3 separate regions of the Homo sapiens genome follow, and regions 2 and 3 are each linked to region 1. Evidence: read pairs that join two places in POLR2A ChIA-PET (ENCODE). Cell type or tissue: CD4-positive, alpha-beta T cell. All regions are shown on one strand.

Region 1 (5,000 bases):
GAGCAACTGGCTTCAAATCCAGGGATTCCCACTACCCCTTCATGTTCAATAATATGCTAGAATGACTCATAGAATATAGAAAGTGCTGTCCTTATGATTATAGTTTTATCATAAAGAATACAAATCAGGACCAGTCAGATGAAGAGACGCATAGGGCAAGGCTTGGAAGGGTCCTGAAAGCAAAGCTTCTGTGCCATCTCTATGTGGAACCAGGAGTCACCTCCCTAGGATATCTATGTGTTCACAAACCAATAAACTCCCTGACCTTGGTATCCAGAGCTTTTATGAGGGTTTTATTATATAGGCAGGATTGATTGAATCATTGACCATATGATTGAACTTGTTGGGGCACAGGGAAAGCTTCCCCTATGTACTCTGAAGCTTCACTGAAAATCACTGTCAAGAGGCAGATTAATAGAAGAAAAGGCATACACATTTATTTAACATGTACGCAGAAGCCTTCAGAATGAAGACCTAAAGATACAGGGGAAATTGTCCATTTTTATGCTTAGGTTCAACAAAGTATGGACAGCTATGTAGAAATATGACTGGACATAATGTGTATGATCTAATGCTAAGAGACTGAGTGGGGAAACCCAGCCAGGCCTGTCTAGATTCTTCTTGGGCGCTCTGTGTAGTATTTCTTTTGTATATGGGGCAGGGCCCTCTCTGGAACGGAGGTCCTACGACTTACAGTCAAACAAGGTAAGTCAAATAATTTCTTTGTGGCCAGTTTTTACACGAAAAAATAAAATTTTTAGGTTTCTTATTGTTTTTTTCTTTTCTTTTCTTTTCTTTTTTTTTGAGATGGAGTCTCACTCAGTTGTCTAGCCTGGAGTGCTGTGGTGTGATTTCGGCTCAATGTAAGCGCCGCTTCCCAGGTTCAAGAGATTCTCCTGCCTCACCCTCCTGAGTAGCTAATATTACAGGTATGTGACACCACGCCCAGTTAATTTTTGTATTTTTAGTAAAGACGGGGTTTCACCATGTTGGCCAGGTTGGTCTCGAAGTCCTGACTTTAAGTGACCTGCCTGCCTCAGCCTCCCTAAGTGCTGGGATTACAGGCATGAGCCAGCGCGCCCGGCCTAAACAAGCTTATATTAAAGATGACAATTTATTACTTATAAACAAATCAATAAATCTTGCTGGGTAACTAGTTCATTAACTCAAGACTCAATCAACAAAACTAAAAGTAAATTCTGAATGTAACATAGAATTTAAAAACCATAATACTCAATGCTGGTAAACATACACAGCAGTTACTGCTGGCAAAAGTGAATGGAATAAAACTTTTGAGGAAAATGTAGTAACAGTTATCAAAATACCTTAAAATCTGCATCCTTTGTGACAAAGCGCTTCAATTCTACATTTTCCTCAGGAAGTAAATTTTGTACAGTTCTCCTTTAAATTAGGAAAAGAAAATTAGCACATTATTGCTAAGTACTAGAAATACTGTGAAAGTGGACCTAGAAAATTCTTATGATGGAATATTAAGCAGATATAAATTACTGCTTTTAAAATTTTTCCTAATGTGAATTTTCTAAGCTTTTAACCGTGAACATAGATTCCCTTTGGCAAACCACCTTGATTAAATTATAGACAGAATAGAATTTTGGTAATAGTTCCGAGTATGTATAATGTTAAAGGTGGTACTTAATCCGCAGGGAAAAGATGAATTATTTAAAAAATCTGGTTGATTAATAAATTCCTAGGGAATTGGTTAACACTGTAGCAGGCAGAATTCAGGAGAAGAAATAATAAAGACATTAAAATCACTTTTGTAAACTTTTTAAATAAGGGAAATTGATTAAAACAACGCGAAGTTGTAAAATGCCATATACTGCATACATTTTGTGGGAAAAAATGTGCATTTATCTGCTCACCAAATTATCTTATTAGCTAGCAGTAGAGCTCTTTGTGTGATGGGAAGATGGGATAACAGGCTGTTGTTACTGTACTGGTTTTTTTTTTTAATATATTTAAAAAAAAGAGTGTCTCCTAAAGTGTAAGCGCTATCATGCTGGACTAATGTTTTAATTTAATTTAATTGTTGTCTTGGTAGAGATGGGGTCTCGCTATTTTGCTCACGCAGATCTCAAACTCCTGACGCCCAGGTACACTCCCATCTCGGCCTCCTAAAATGGTGGGATCACAGACGTCAGCCACCGAGCCCGGTCACTTTTTTGTATTCCCCACAGTATTGATGTATATCTTCTGCGTTCAAAAGCAATTTTTTAAAGCCTCATAACGTGGTAACAGAATACTTTGCACATTACAAAATTCAGAACACGGAAACAAGAAGCTCGCTTTTTTTTCCCCCCTATTTCGGTTTGGCCCTTTAGATTTCCCCTCCCCCACCGGGGCGGGACTTCCCGCCGACTTCTTTCAGGTTCTCAGTTCGGTCCGCCAACTGTCGTATAAAGGCGCTGCCTCAGGCCAGAGGCCTCACAAAGCGTTGGGTGAGACTCCTCTTGCTCGTCATGTCTGGCCGCGGCAAAGGCGGGAAGGGTCTTGGCAAAGGCGGCGCTAAGCGCCACCGTAAAGTACTGCGCGACAATATCCAGGGCATCACCAAGCCGGCCATCCGGCGCCTTGCTCGCCGCGGCGGCGTGAAGCGCATCTCCGGCCTCATCTACGAGGAGACTCGCGGGGTGCTGAAGGTGTTCCTGGAGAACGTGATCCGGGACGCCGTGACCTATACAGAGCACGCCAAGCGCAAGACGGTCACCGCCATGGATGTGGTCTACGCGCTCAAGCGCCAGGGCCGCACCCTCTACGGTTTCGGTGGTTGAGCGTCCCTTTCTATCAATAAAAGGCCCTTTTCAGGGCCACCCTACTTTCTCAGCTGAAGAGTGGTAACACTGAGGAGTGGTTTTGGTAGGTACGGAATTTTGCTTGGTTCTGAGTCAGTTCTGGGGGGAACAGTTTTTTGAACACAGCGGCACACGTGTGGCCATTCACCCGGGGTCACTGTAGGCAGGACTAATTACGAGATGTAATGTCTAAACTTGCTCAAAATTCGTAAGCTTGTTTACGTAATGGAGAAAATACTCGTACACAGAATGTGCAGTACCAGAAACGTTTATGTAACCCCCGTAGTGAGCTTGACAGTGGTAATCGGAAATCGTTTTTGAAAAGCCTCCAAATCCACAAGTATTTGTGGGTTTTTTTTGTTTCGTCTTTGTCTGCGAGTTGGAGTGCAGCGGCGCGATCTCGGCTCACTGCAACTTCCGCCTCCTGGGTTCAAGCGATTCTCCTGCCTCAGCCTGCCGAGTAGCTGGGATTACAGTTTTGCGCCACTACACCCAGCTAATTTTTGTATTAGTAGAGATGGGGTTTCACTATGTTGGCCAGGATGGTCTCGATCTCCTGACCTCGCGATCCGCCCGCCTTGGCCTCTCAAAGTGCGACCTCTTAAAGAATTTTAAGATAATTTTTTACTTTCCTCCACCCTCATTAAGGTATGACAACTTACATGTACAATCTGATCTGACATATATTCATTGTGTAATGATTACATCGAGCTTAACATCCACCTCACTTTCTGTGGTGAGAACATTTAAGGCCTATCAGCAATTTTCCAGTATCAAGTACATTAACTATTATCACCATGCTTTAAAGTAGATCTCCAGTATTTATACCTCCCGAGTCCCATTGTTACCTCCATCCTTGTTCTCTGGCAATGACAATTTTACTCAGTTCAACATTTTTAGATTCCTCATGTAAGTGAGATCACGCAGTTTTTGTTTTTCTGTGCCTAGTTTGTTTTACTTTGCATAATGGTCTCCAGTTTCATCTATAAGAAATGACAAGATTTATTTTAAGGCTGAGTAGTATTTCATTGTATATATGCCCCATTTTCCTTATCCATTCATCTGGCATTGGACACTTGATTTGAGTTTAAATTCATAAATGGAATCTAGTGAGTAAAAGCTATTTTTTGTTTTCTTTTTGGTGAGGTTCAGTCACTTATTGTTATGATGATGAAAATGATGGATGTGTCATTGGTGACATCAAAAGATCTGGAAGGACAATAATAGTCGCATTGATTCAGTTGAAGCAAAAGTACAAAACTCTGTAGTCCAAGTAATTACCACAAAGGAATTGTAATCATACTTTTTTTTTAATTTGAATTTTTGTTAAGGGAAAAAAATTGTATTTTACATGAAAAACAATTATTTATTTATTTATTTATTTATTTTATTGATCATTCTTGGGTGTTTCTCACAGAGGGGGATTTGGCAGGGTCATAGGACAATAGTGGAGGGAAGGTCAGCAGATAAACAAGTGAACAAAGGTCTCTGGTTTTCCTAGGCAGAGGACCCTGCGGCCTTCCGCAGCGTTTGTGTCCCTGGGTACTTGAGATTGGGGAGTGGTGATAGGCGGTGATAGGTGAGATAGGCGGTTTTTCCCCATCTCAGTAGATGGAACGTACAATCGGGTTTTATACCGAGACATTCCATTGCCCAGGGACGGACAGGAGACAGTTGCCTTGCTCTTGTCTCAACTGCAAGAGGCATGCCTTCCTCTTATACTAATCCTCCTCAGCACAGACCCTTTACAGGTGTCGGGCTGGGGGACGGTCAGGTCTTTCCCTTCCCAAGAGGCCATATTTCAGACTATCACATGGGGAGAAACCTTGGACAATACCTGGCTTTCCTAGGCAGAGGTCCCTGTGGCCTTCTGCAGTGTTTGTGTCCCTGGGTACTTGAGATTAGGGAGTGGTGATGACGCTTAAGGAGCATGCTGCCTTCAAGCATCTGTTTAACAAAGCACATCTTGCACCGCCCTTAATCCATTTAACCCTGAGTTTGACACAGCACATGTTTCAGAGAGCACAGGGTTGGGGGTAAGGTCACAGATCAACAGGATCCCAAGGCAGAAGAACTTCTCTTAGTACAGAACAAAATGAAAAGTCTCCCATGTCTACCTCCTTCTACACAGACACGGCAACCATCCGATTTCTCAATCTTTTCCCCACCTTTCTCCCCTCTCTATTC
Region 2 (5,000 bases), 350 kb before region 1:
GAAACTGAAGGAATGGTTATCTTGTTATAAAGTGGGAGAGCCTTGGCTGAATTGTATTCTATATTTGGGTGGAAAACAGAATTTGTACATGATGAACTTGAATATTTAGTTAAGAAGACTTCCAAGTAAAATGTGGAATGTGCAACCTGGTTAGTTATTGCTGCTTATGGTGAAATGCATGAGGAAAGAAATAAACTGAGGAAGGAACTATTCAGCACAAAGGAACCAGCACTCATGATTTGGAAAACTTTTAGCCATACCTTATACAAATGAGGCTTTCAATACATGTTGAGGACACAGAAAGATATAATTTTTGTCTTCAGTGACTTCTCTATATGTTGCACAAAGTGGCCTCCAACTCCTGACCTCAAGCAATCCTCCCACCTCGGCCTTCCTAAATGCTGGGGTTACAGTCCATAAGCCACTGAACCCAGCCCTCAGAAACCTTTTGTGCTTAAAAAAACACCTCAGCAAAATACAAAGCAACTAGTGATATATTTGAACTGAAATTACTAATCAACTTTGGCTTGTTTTACTGTAACAATGACTAGGGACTGGCCACAGCTGCAATCTTACTTGTTTTACTGGGCTGAAAACAAAAACATAGTAGAATGGATCTCAGTAAAGGTAGAGAGTCAGGACTTAGTTGCAGGAAACAAAAACCAGTCCAGTTTCTACTTTAGCCCTAAATTGGAAACAAATCAAATGTCCTTCTATACTTAAAAAGGCAAATTGTCAGTTTTTCTTCAAATACAAGGAATACAAAGAAAATACATTTTTTTTCTACAAAGAAAAAAAAGTTAGCTAGGAGTGGTGGTGCATGCTTCTATTCCTAGCTACTCTGGAGGCTGAGGCAGAAGGATGGCTTGTGCCCAAGAGTTCAGGTTACAGTAAGCTATGATGGTGCCACTGCACTCCAGTCTGTGTGATAGAGTAAGACCCTGATTCTAAAATTTTTTTAAATTTCTTAAAAGAGATTTGATATTTCTTTGGTATCTAACTTTATTCAAAGCTGGAGTTGCAAATGATTTCAGCAAAAAAAAATAAAGATGTGCTTGATAAAAATATGTCCACCAAATAAAAAGGATGTGATATGCATTAACTATGAACAACAATCTATAGCACAACTTATATTTGTATGGACACCTGGCTACCCCATCAAACTGCTTCATGTCTATTCCCTCAAATTATGGTCTTCCATAAAACTAGTGAATTTCTTTTAGTCTTCTTTTGAGCCTGTAGGGGTGAGAGAATCTTTTTTCTCCCTTCTGGAGGTTGGATATTTGAGTCTGAGAAATAAAGCTGCTAGTAGACAGATTAACAGAAGAAAAGGCATACACATTTATTATGCACATATGCACAGAGGTCCCAGAAAGTGTAAGTGAGACTCAAAGAAGGGGCAGATGGTTGAAGCTTAAATAGGACTTGGAGCTACATAAAGAAATAGGAGCTTGAAGGCTCCTGGAAGGTGGTGGCGAGAAGCAATGTGAGGGTCAGGGCAGGAACAGCTCTGGGAACAAAGCTTGTCTTATTATACAGATAAAGTCTCTCAAGTAGCAGCCCTCAGAATAGGTGGTGAAGAAAAGAATTGAAGTCTGGCTGGGCGAGATGTCCCGGGCATGGAGACCTTTAGTTTTCTCTCCTGGGATCTGAGTTAATCTTCTCTGGTTAATACAGATTCCAGGAGAGGGTTCATGACAATCTCTTTCCTTCTGGAGGAACCTCCGTAAGTCAAATAAGGGAAACTTCAGTGAAAGCCCCTCCCTGCCATTCAAGAAAGAAAGAGGATCAGGAGGCAGTGGGGCTGCGGAAGGTCAGAGAGACTTTGATTCTGAGGTTGCTTCTTTAGTTCAAAGTACTCAGCACTTCCAAGAGCCATACTTTGGGGTATCATTTTCTGAGCTCTAACAAGGGTCCTCAGAAAATCTCTGTCTCTTCCCTTCCCGGTCTTCCTTCGTTTCTCCTCTTCCTCTTCCTCCTCTTCTTTCTCCTTCATCCTCTTCTTTCTACCTCCTGTCCCTCCTTCCTTTCTCTCTTCTCCTTTCTGGTCACTTTCTTCTTTTCCTCTTCCTTCTTGTCCCTCTTCCTCATTTATCTACTTAGTCGACATGATTTCTTAGCTTGCGATTGTTTCCCTCTTTTCTTAGATTAGTATATGGTTCCAAGAAGTAGATGAAAGCCAATTACAATAATCTGTGCATCCAAAGGGCTCAGGGAAACTCCAGGACCGGCAGCTTTAGACTTCAAGACGGAAGCATAAGAGGAAAAGAAAACATACTGCGTGGGTTAGATTTTGAGAGAAGGAGCGTCTGCCTTGGCCAAAAATCAAAGTAGGATCTTCCTTTTGATAGGTAACCTGGTTCCATGGGAACTCATGAACAATCTATAAATTTCTTTCTTAACCCAACTGAAGCGTGGAAGCGCATTGTGAAATGCAAAATGCCGTGCAAACGAGACCGGGTAGATATACTCCCTTGGGTTGGTGTGAGCCTAGAGACTTAGGGACCTCATCAGAGCAAGAAAGTGCAAGTAGGCTTTTCTGCATCATTTTCTGGCCCTCCAGTTCAGACACAAATCAAAAGTTAGTCCCTTCTTGAAAGCCATTAGCATTCATCAAGGAGCCTCAATGAGAGGAAGTTTCAAACAAAAACTAAATGTGTCAGGCCCAGATTTACGGTGAGGGTCTGATTCCACTTCCTTGCGGGGTCAGTTTGGGTCCAGGTGAGAGAGGTACAGTGGTCTCTAGTTTTCTGGAAACGGTACTGCTGATAGGGCAAGGACTCCTTGCGGCTGCCCCAGAGAGGTTGGCTTGTCTTATCCAACTTGCACTTCACGTTAGAGTTTCTAATGAACTCGCAGACTCCAGTTTCTTGCCCAGGAAACCATTTTTACCGTATTTTGTTCTTTTGACCGTTTCTTGTCAGTTAGCTGGTGTAAATTCTGTTTAAAGATGTGAAGGGAGCCTTCTCCATTCGTGTAGTCGTGGCCGAGTGGTTAAGGCGATGGACTAGAAATCCATTGGGGTCTCCCCGCGCAGGTTCGAATCCTGCCGACTACGGGATGTTTTACTGAGAACAGTTCAGCGAGGAAATAGGATCTCACATTTGCTTTCAGTTTGGGAGTAAAGAAACTCGTGATAGAGCCTCTGCGTGTCACCTAACATAGCCTGAACTTTTGCCGACTTCGGGATGTTTTACTGAGAACAGTTCAGAGAGGAAATACGATGTCATATTTGCTTTCAGTTTGGGAGTAAAGGAACTCGTAATAGAGCTTCTGCGTGCCACTTAACGCAGCCTGAACTTTTGCCGACTTCGGGATGTTTTACTGAGAACAGAGAGGAATCGTATTTACTTCAGAGAGGAAATACGATGTCATATTTGCTTTCAGTTTGGGGGCGAGGGAACTCGTGATAAAGCTTCTGCGTGCCACTTGACGCATCCTGAACTTTAAAAATACATCTGCAGACTCTTTATCTATTTTACCTCAACGGAGCGCAGGTATTGGTCCCACCTCTGCTTTTCCTGTCTTTGAAACCAACCGATGCACCTTTCGGGATTTGTAACTCCTATGTTAGCTAGGGCTCCAACCATGGTTGAACATAGACGGAAACCAGTGCGTCACAAAGGAGGCTAGCGAGAGTTCTTTTTTAAAAGGGTCTGACAAAGCGTCCGAGGAATGAAGGAGGAACTGGAGAGGATTCGCGGTTGGGCGGAGACACGTTCGCTGAATTGCCTTGCGTATATTTGGTAGGGGAAACGTGTGACTACAGAGCAAAGAAAGATGGACAATAGCGAGTAACTTCACAGGGATTTCCTAAGAGCTCCATTTTCACGTCAATTCCTCGTTAGTATAGTGGTGAGTATCCCCGCCTGTCACGCGGGAGACCGGGGTTCGATTCCCCGACGGGGAGGAGGCTTAAACTTTTTTTTAGAAAAGCACACTTCCGGTAAACACAGTCTCTAGTCTTCTGGGCAAATGTTGGGTTCTCTTTTTCTTTAGCAGAGTTCTTTCAAACCAACGAAATACTGATCGCAAAAACCATAAGCTGTAGAAATCATGAGGTTCTGTAATAGCAAGAAAATTTCCACTCTGCACTGTAATCTCCATCACAGTGGAGAAACCGGGTAGATACCATCTTACCCAAGTGATTGAATCAGTATTGGGACGAATCTACATTATATACCTTTTTTACAGGATGTGCTCATGAGAGCACAACGTCACTTTTGTGGTATTCTTGGCAAAAATATGTAATCTAAATCAGAAAACATCAGACAAACCCATATTGAGGGAGATTTTAACAAAATAACTGACTTGTACGCCTCAAAAACTGCAATTACTTTTGCATCAACCTAGTAACAGGCAAGCAGGGAGGAAAAATAAATAAATAAATAAATAAATAAATAAACAAATAAATAAAATAACAAAGTTACAGAACACAAAGAAAGGCTGACTAAATAGTCCACATTATAGAAGATCTTAAAGATATGACAGCAACATATGGTCTGGAATTTTTATCTTAAAGGACATTATTGAAATAGTTGGTGAAATCTCAATAAAGTCTATAGATTTTATAATATTATGAATGTGAATTCCTGATTGTATTAATTGTTCTATGGTTATAGAACAAAATGTCTTTAAGAAAATTCACACCTATTTACAAAATACGTATTTAAGGGTAAGGGGAGGTATGTGTCTTCAAACTCACTGTCAAATAGTTCAGAAATATACATTTATGTATATATATGAGAGAGAGAAGGAAAAGAAAATATAGGAATATCCTTAATGTGCTAATATTGAGGGAATTGGGGTGAAGGGTGCTCAGGAATTATCTGTATTATTCATGTACTGTGTCTGTCAGTCTAAAATAATTTCAGAATGGAAAGTTAAAAGGAGAAAAGCCTAATAAAACTATAAATGAAAATATACGAATTAAAATGTAAAAGGGCAAATATACAATTTTGAACAATGCATATGACAAGAGTGACGACTACATTAATGAA
Region 3 (5,000 bases), 1.5 Mb before region 1:
TGAACACTGCAGTGGCCCTGTCCATCTAAACTTTACAAGGTTTTGTAAACGTTACTGAACTTGCTTCTTCCCGACTACATTAAAGCACTTACTTGAGATATTAAACATTTTCTCATTAGTCCTGTTTGCCTAGTCAGTCACTTGTATAGACAGGGCAACAGCACGGCCTGAATATTGGGCAGGACACCGCCCTGCGCGATAGTAACTTTGCCCAACAGCTTGTTGAGCTTCTCGTCGTGGATGGCGAGCTGCAGGCGTCGGGGGGTGACGCGGGTCTTCTTGTCTCGGGCCGCGTTGCCCGCCAACTCCAGGATCTTGGCGGTCAGGTACTCCAGCACCGCCTCCAGGTACACCGGCGCACCGGCCCGGACCCGCTTGGCGTAGTTGCCCTTGCGGAGGAGGCGGTGCACTCGGCCCACAGAAAACTGGAGACCAGCCCTGGAAGAGTGCGTTTTAGCCTTGGCGCGAGCTTTGCTGCCCTGCATTCCACATCCAGACGCAGTGAAGTATTTAAATACTTGTTTAGAAGAAGGAAAGTGATTGATTCTAGTAAAACGCAAGAGCTAAACTCTTATAATCTATATTCGGCAAAGTAGACTGTGCTATCTCCTGAACACAGATTTCAGCCAATCGAAAAGCAGGTGTTTAAAAAAATTTAAAAAAAAAAAAAAAAAAAAAACCACTTCTGACTTACATACTTATAGTTGAAAGGTCAAATTATGCAAGGTTGAGCTTCTGGGAGAGCCGATGAGATTTAGGAGTTCAGAAATGGCCTATCATATATTCAGACACTAAAAGAACCAATGAGAAACCGAAACTCAGCCAGCCTCATTTGCATATACACGAGGTAAATAATGAGGGCGTTTGGGCTCACCAGCATTTTCCTGTGGTCATTTGACGGTATCACTTCGGCTGCGAACATGCCTGAACCAGCTAAGTCAGCTCCCGCCCCGAAGAAGGGCTCCAAGAAGGCGGTGACCAAGGCACAGAAGAAGGATGGCAAGAAGCGCAAGCGCAGCCGCAAGGAGAGCTATTCCGTGTACGTGTACAAGGTGCTGAAGCAGGTCCACCCCGACACCGGCATCTCGTCCAAGGCTATGGGGATTATGAACTCCTTCGTCAACGACATTTTCGAGCGCATTGCAGGCGAGGCTTCCCGCCTGGCGCATTATAACAAGCGCTCGACCATCACTTCCAGGGAGATCCAAACGGCTGTGCGCCTGCTGCTACCCGGGGAGCTGGCCAAACACGCGGTGTCGGAGGGCACCAAGGCGGTCACCAAGTACACCAGCTCCAAGTAAACTAGTTACCTGGGTAAAAGCGCTAACGACCCAAAGGCTCTTCTAAGAGCCACCCATGTTGTCATTTAAAGATCTGTAATTTTCCAGACTTGGCATTGGCAAGGTAAAATGGCTAAGCAACACATGGGATAGTAAGGGTTTACTGAAACATCCAAGTTCGGCCGGGCGCAGTGGCTCACGCCTGTAATCCCAGCACTTTGGGAGGCCGAGGCGGTCGCGTCACCTGAGGTCAGGAGTTCGAGACCAGCCTCGCCAACATGGTGAAACCCTGTCTCTACTAAAATATACAAAAATTAGCCGGGAGTGGTGGCAGGCAACTTAATCCCAGCTACTTGGGAGGCAGAGGTAGGAGAATCGTTTGAACCCAGGAGGCGGAGGTTGCAGTGAGCCCAGATAGAGCCATTGCACTCAAACCTGGGGTATAAGAGCGAGACATCTCAAAAAAAAATCCAGGTTCGTTGTTTTTTCCCCTATAGATTGTAAGCGTCACCAAGGAGTAAGCTCGTATGCAGCTTAATATGACACATTTCACTCAGCAGCTAAGGAAAAATCGTGTTCTAGATTGATCCCCACTTTTCTTCTCCCCGCACACCACCATCTTAAAATTTTGTTTTCGTTTTTAGTTTCACTTTATCATCCTATTGCCCTTGATTTGGAGTAGCCGGGTGGAAATCAAGTTTGGGGTAGTCTTAAATCTAAAATAAGGTCTGAGAAAGCGAAACTCGTCTTTTAGTTCGTTGTTAGCTTGCAAATGGTTGGAGCGGCATATGATGGAGGAAATCACCTCTGTTGGTTGCATTTCTAAACCATGGCAGATCGCTACCAGACGTTCTCATATCCCCCTTGCAAGTCCACTGATTTCTCTACAAATTTTACTGAGTTTATAATTACTGGATTACTTCACGTAGCTATACATATTACCTCTTGGCAAGATCAGGAACTCTACCATCTTCTTAGCTGAACATATTGAGGTTTAAGACAAAGAACAGGCAACAGGATAGCCTGAAGTTGGAGCAAAGAAATGAAAATTCCCGGTGCTACATTCAGACGCTTTTATCTGTAAGCCTTTTTAAGGCTCCAAGGACTGTGTTCTCCCTAAACCTCCTCCTCCGTGTCCTGGAACGACTTTGTCCACAGCTACTCCCTTTCTTGAAAATTCATTTTAAGAGAGGAGGGTTACAAGGAATTAACATTTGTGTGGTAGTCCTTAGAATGCATTATTTCATTCATTGATTTTTTTTTTCCTACAGTCAGCTGTGAAATGGAAGCTCCTCTTTTACAGGTGAATGACCTCAAGAATTAAGGTTAAGTAACTAGCCCCTTACACATAAATAAAACTGAGATTTGAATCTACTCTGATTCTAAGGATTACTTCCCACTGTTTGTTAGAGACCATCCCAAGCAGGAGCCTAGTTGCTGTCAGAGGAGTCAGGAAATTTAGGCTCAATTGTAATAAAAGAAAACTGGTCAGGAGATACACATATTCTTTGTTGCACAGCAAAGTCCTTACACCAGCAAAAGTTTCTTTTAAAAATAAAATAATATTAATGGTGACCTTTGGGCCCTAAAGATCACCTGGCAGCAAGTTTAACTTTTCTGAGCACTGTATTGTGGTGGGGAAAACATGGGCATTGTCAGTGTAAATGTGAGCTCTAAGATCTTATTTTCTATCTATTACCTACATGTCATTATCTGCAAATACCCACATAGCAGCTTACTGTGAACATTAAGTGACCAAAATTTGCTTTAAATTTTTTGTTTTGAGACAGGGTCTCACTTTGTCATCCAGACTGAGGTGTAGTGACACAACCACAGCTCACTGCATTCAACCTCCCTGGCTAGTGTTCCCACCTGTCTCCCAAGGAGCTGGCACTACAGGCACGCACCATCACACCCACTGAATTTTTTTTTTTTTTTAATGATTTTTGTAGAGCCAGGGTCCCACTGTGTTGCCCAGGCTAGTCTCAAAGTAAATTTGTAATGGAATTTGTGAAGAAAATTCTCTAAGCCCCAAATATAACTAAGGCATTCATTTCTTGCTCCCCAAAGCTAATTTTGAATACATTTTAAATTATATATTCATGAAATATTCAAGCATGGATTAAGGGGGACATCACTCAGGAAGTGATACAGTCCTGACTGATTGTTTCAATCCTAAGTTTGGGCAATTTATCTAATTCTTTTGTAAGCGCTTCCTTACCTGTTTATTCCAAACAGGAATAATAATTAGTAACTACTGCATGACATTGCTGGAGTGACGAATCAAAGAACACAGCTAAAGCACTTAGGACCGTGTCTGCACAGAGAATGACCCCCTAAATATTAGCTGTGGCTAAGCCTCTGGTTGAAGTGATAGGGAAGGTGCCTTTGGTCCTGCCCACATTTAAAGCCCAGAGTCCTAAGGCCTGGAATAATTAGCATTTGATGTGAAATGGGCTTCTTTGTCTGGCAGTGTAAATAATACTCTTTGAACAGTTCAATCCCATCTTTAAAGCCATTGTTTTCCTCTGAAGCATTTTGAAGACATCCTACTGCCTGTGGCTGTTTGATTTCCCTATCGTTGCTTGCCAGTTCAAGCAACGTGTCTCATATTTTCCAGGGACTGTCTCATGCCCTCACTGGAACTAGGAGTGCCCCATTTAATGGTCAGATGTGTTGAGTTGTAAGGAAACCTAGAAATTCACATGAGAAGTGCTTAGTACTTTTTTACTCTTTTTTCTTCCCAAGTTTCCTATTAACTTTGCTAACCTTGCTACATTTATTTTCCATCCATTTGTTGACTAGGTTTCCCTCATATACCTCCAAATCACAGCCCTGTTTTCAGATGAACTTCTGCACCTTGATAAGTATGTTCTTTAATTGGAACATAGGAAATTGGCTGGCTAACGAGGGCCACACTTTCCTGAATCCATTGTATCCCTGAGACATAGGTCACTTCAAAGGAAACTGATTGGTGTAAATTCCTGGCCTGAAAAGCTGAAGAACACCACCTCACCACTAGAGAAGTAACATCATTTTTAGGCTCTGATTTGAGTAGCTGCTACTATTGTATTTGTCACTCCTGCAGTAAATAATTTCTGAAAAGAACCAAGAAGTTACTATCTCCCATCTACCCTCAGCAGTGTGTATCTTGATGGCATTCAGAACATACTATCTCAAAATATGGCCCCTTGACATACTGAATATTTTAAGGTGAAAGAATATGAGAAGCATCGTGGGCAGGAAGGTCTCTCTGATTTTTCCCAACTCTTCTCCCCTGAAACAGGTCATAGGACCCTCATGGGTGAAAGAATATGAGAAGCATCGTGGGCAGGAAGGTCTCTCTGATTTTTCCCAACTCTTCTCCCCTGAAACAGGTCATAGGACCCTCATGAGTCCTAGAGAGTCTGAGAGAAATCTGAACAAAAAGACCTTGCTAGGTTTCTGTTTTACCCTTAGCTGACAGTCTTCTTTTTGTCCTATTATATTTCTGCATGACTCTCCACTCTTCATCAAACCTAGTGTAAAAATACTCAGGTTTACCCCTTCTCCAGGTCTTCATTTCCTTACGAAGCCTCCCATGTCATGTGAAATTTATATTAAATAAATGTTGTATTGTCCATTCTCACACTGCTATAAAGAAATAACTGAGACTGGGTAATTATAAAGAGAAGAGGTTTAATTGGCTCATAAAACCACAGGCTGTACAGGAAGCATAGC

What was found. ChIA-PET counts read pairs that join two places held together with the same protein. Peaks named below come from ENCODE experiments on the same cell type or tissue, not always from the same donor. Only the 100,000 strongest peaks of a DNase experiment are listed, where the experiment ranks them.
Region 2: POLR2A ChIA-PET joins it to region 1 with 10 read pairs; 14 of 35 experiments call an interaction of 5 or more read pairs at or near these places.
Region 3: POLR2A ChIA-PET joins it to region 1 with 10 read pairs; 17 of 35 experiments call an interaction of 5 or more read pairs at or near these places.

Annotation. Positions count from the first base shown.
Region 1 is chr6:27,821,645-27,826,644 of GRCh38, forward strand. H4C11 (H4 clustered histone 11) reads left to right here and starts at 2,448. Exons shown (of 1, transcript NM_021968.4): 1 at 2,448-2,836. The coding sequence starts at 2,481. The coding sequence ends at 2,792. RefSeq lists enhancers at 2,168-2,307, 2,601-3,242, 3,885-4,526, 4,527-5,000. In CD4-positive, alpha-beta T cell, no CTCF peak of the experiment used is centred here; DNase peaks (open chromatin) are centred at 2,287 and 2,967; H3K4me3 peaks cover 1,986 bases; H3K27ac peaks cover 1,861 bases.
Region 2 is chr6:27,475,836-27,480,835 of GRCh38, forward strand. TRS-AGA2-2 (tRNA-Ser (anticodon AGA) 2-2) reads left to right here and starts at 2,977; the gene lies at 2,977-3,058. It overlaps TRD-GTC2-6 (tRNA-Asp (anticodon GTC) 2-6), which reads left to right and starts at 3,839; the gene lies at 3,839-3,910. LOC105375001 (a long non-coding RNA gene) reads left to right here. Exons shown (of 2, transcript XR_926664.4): 2 at 1-145. RefSeq lists a silencer at 3,892-3,951. In CD4-positive, alpha-beta T cell, no CTCF peak of the experiment used is centred here; DNase peaks (open chromatin) are centred at 3,016 and 3,806; H3K4me3 peaks cover 2,485 bases; H3K27ac peaks cover 2,454 bases.
Region 3 is chr6:26,272,056-26,277,055 of GRCh38, forward strand. H2BC10 (H2B clustered histone 10) reads left to right here and starts at 876. Exons shown (of 1, transcript NM_003525.3): 1 at 876-1,357. The coding sequence starts at 921. The coding sequence ends at 1,301. It also overlaps the pseudogene H2AC10P. RefSeq lists enhancers at 127-466, 797-1,136, 1,207-1,336, 1,347-1,396, 1,807-1,966. In CD4-positive, alpha-beta T cell, no CTCF peak of the experiment used is centred here; DNase peaks (open chromatin) are centred at 356, 886 and 2,006; H3K4me3 peaks cover 2,603 bases; H3K27ac peaks cover 2,944 bases.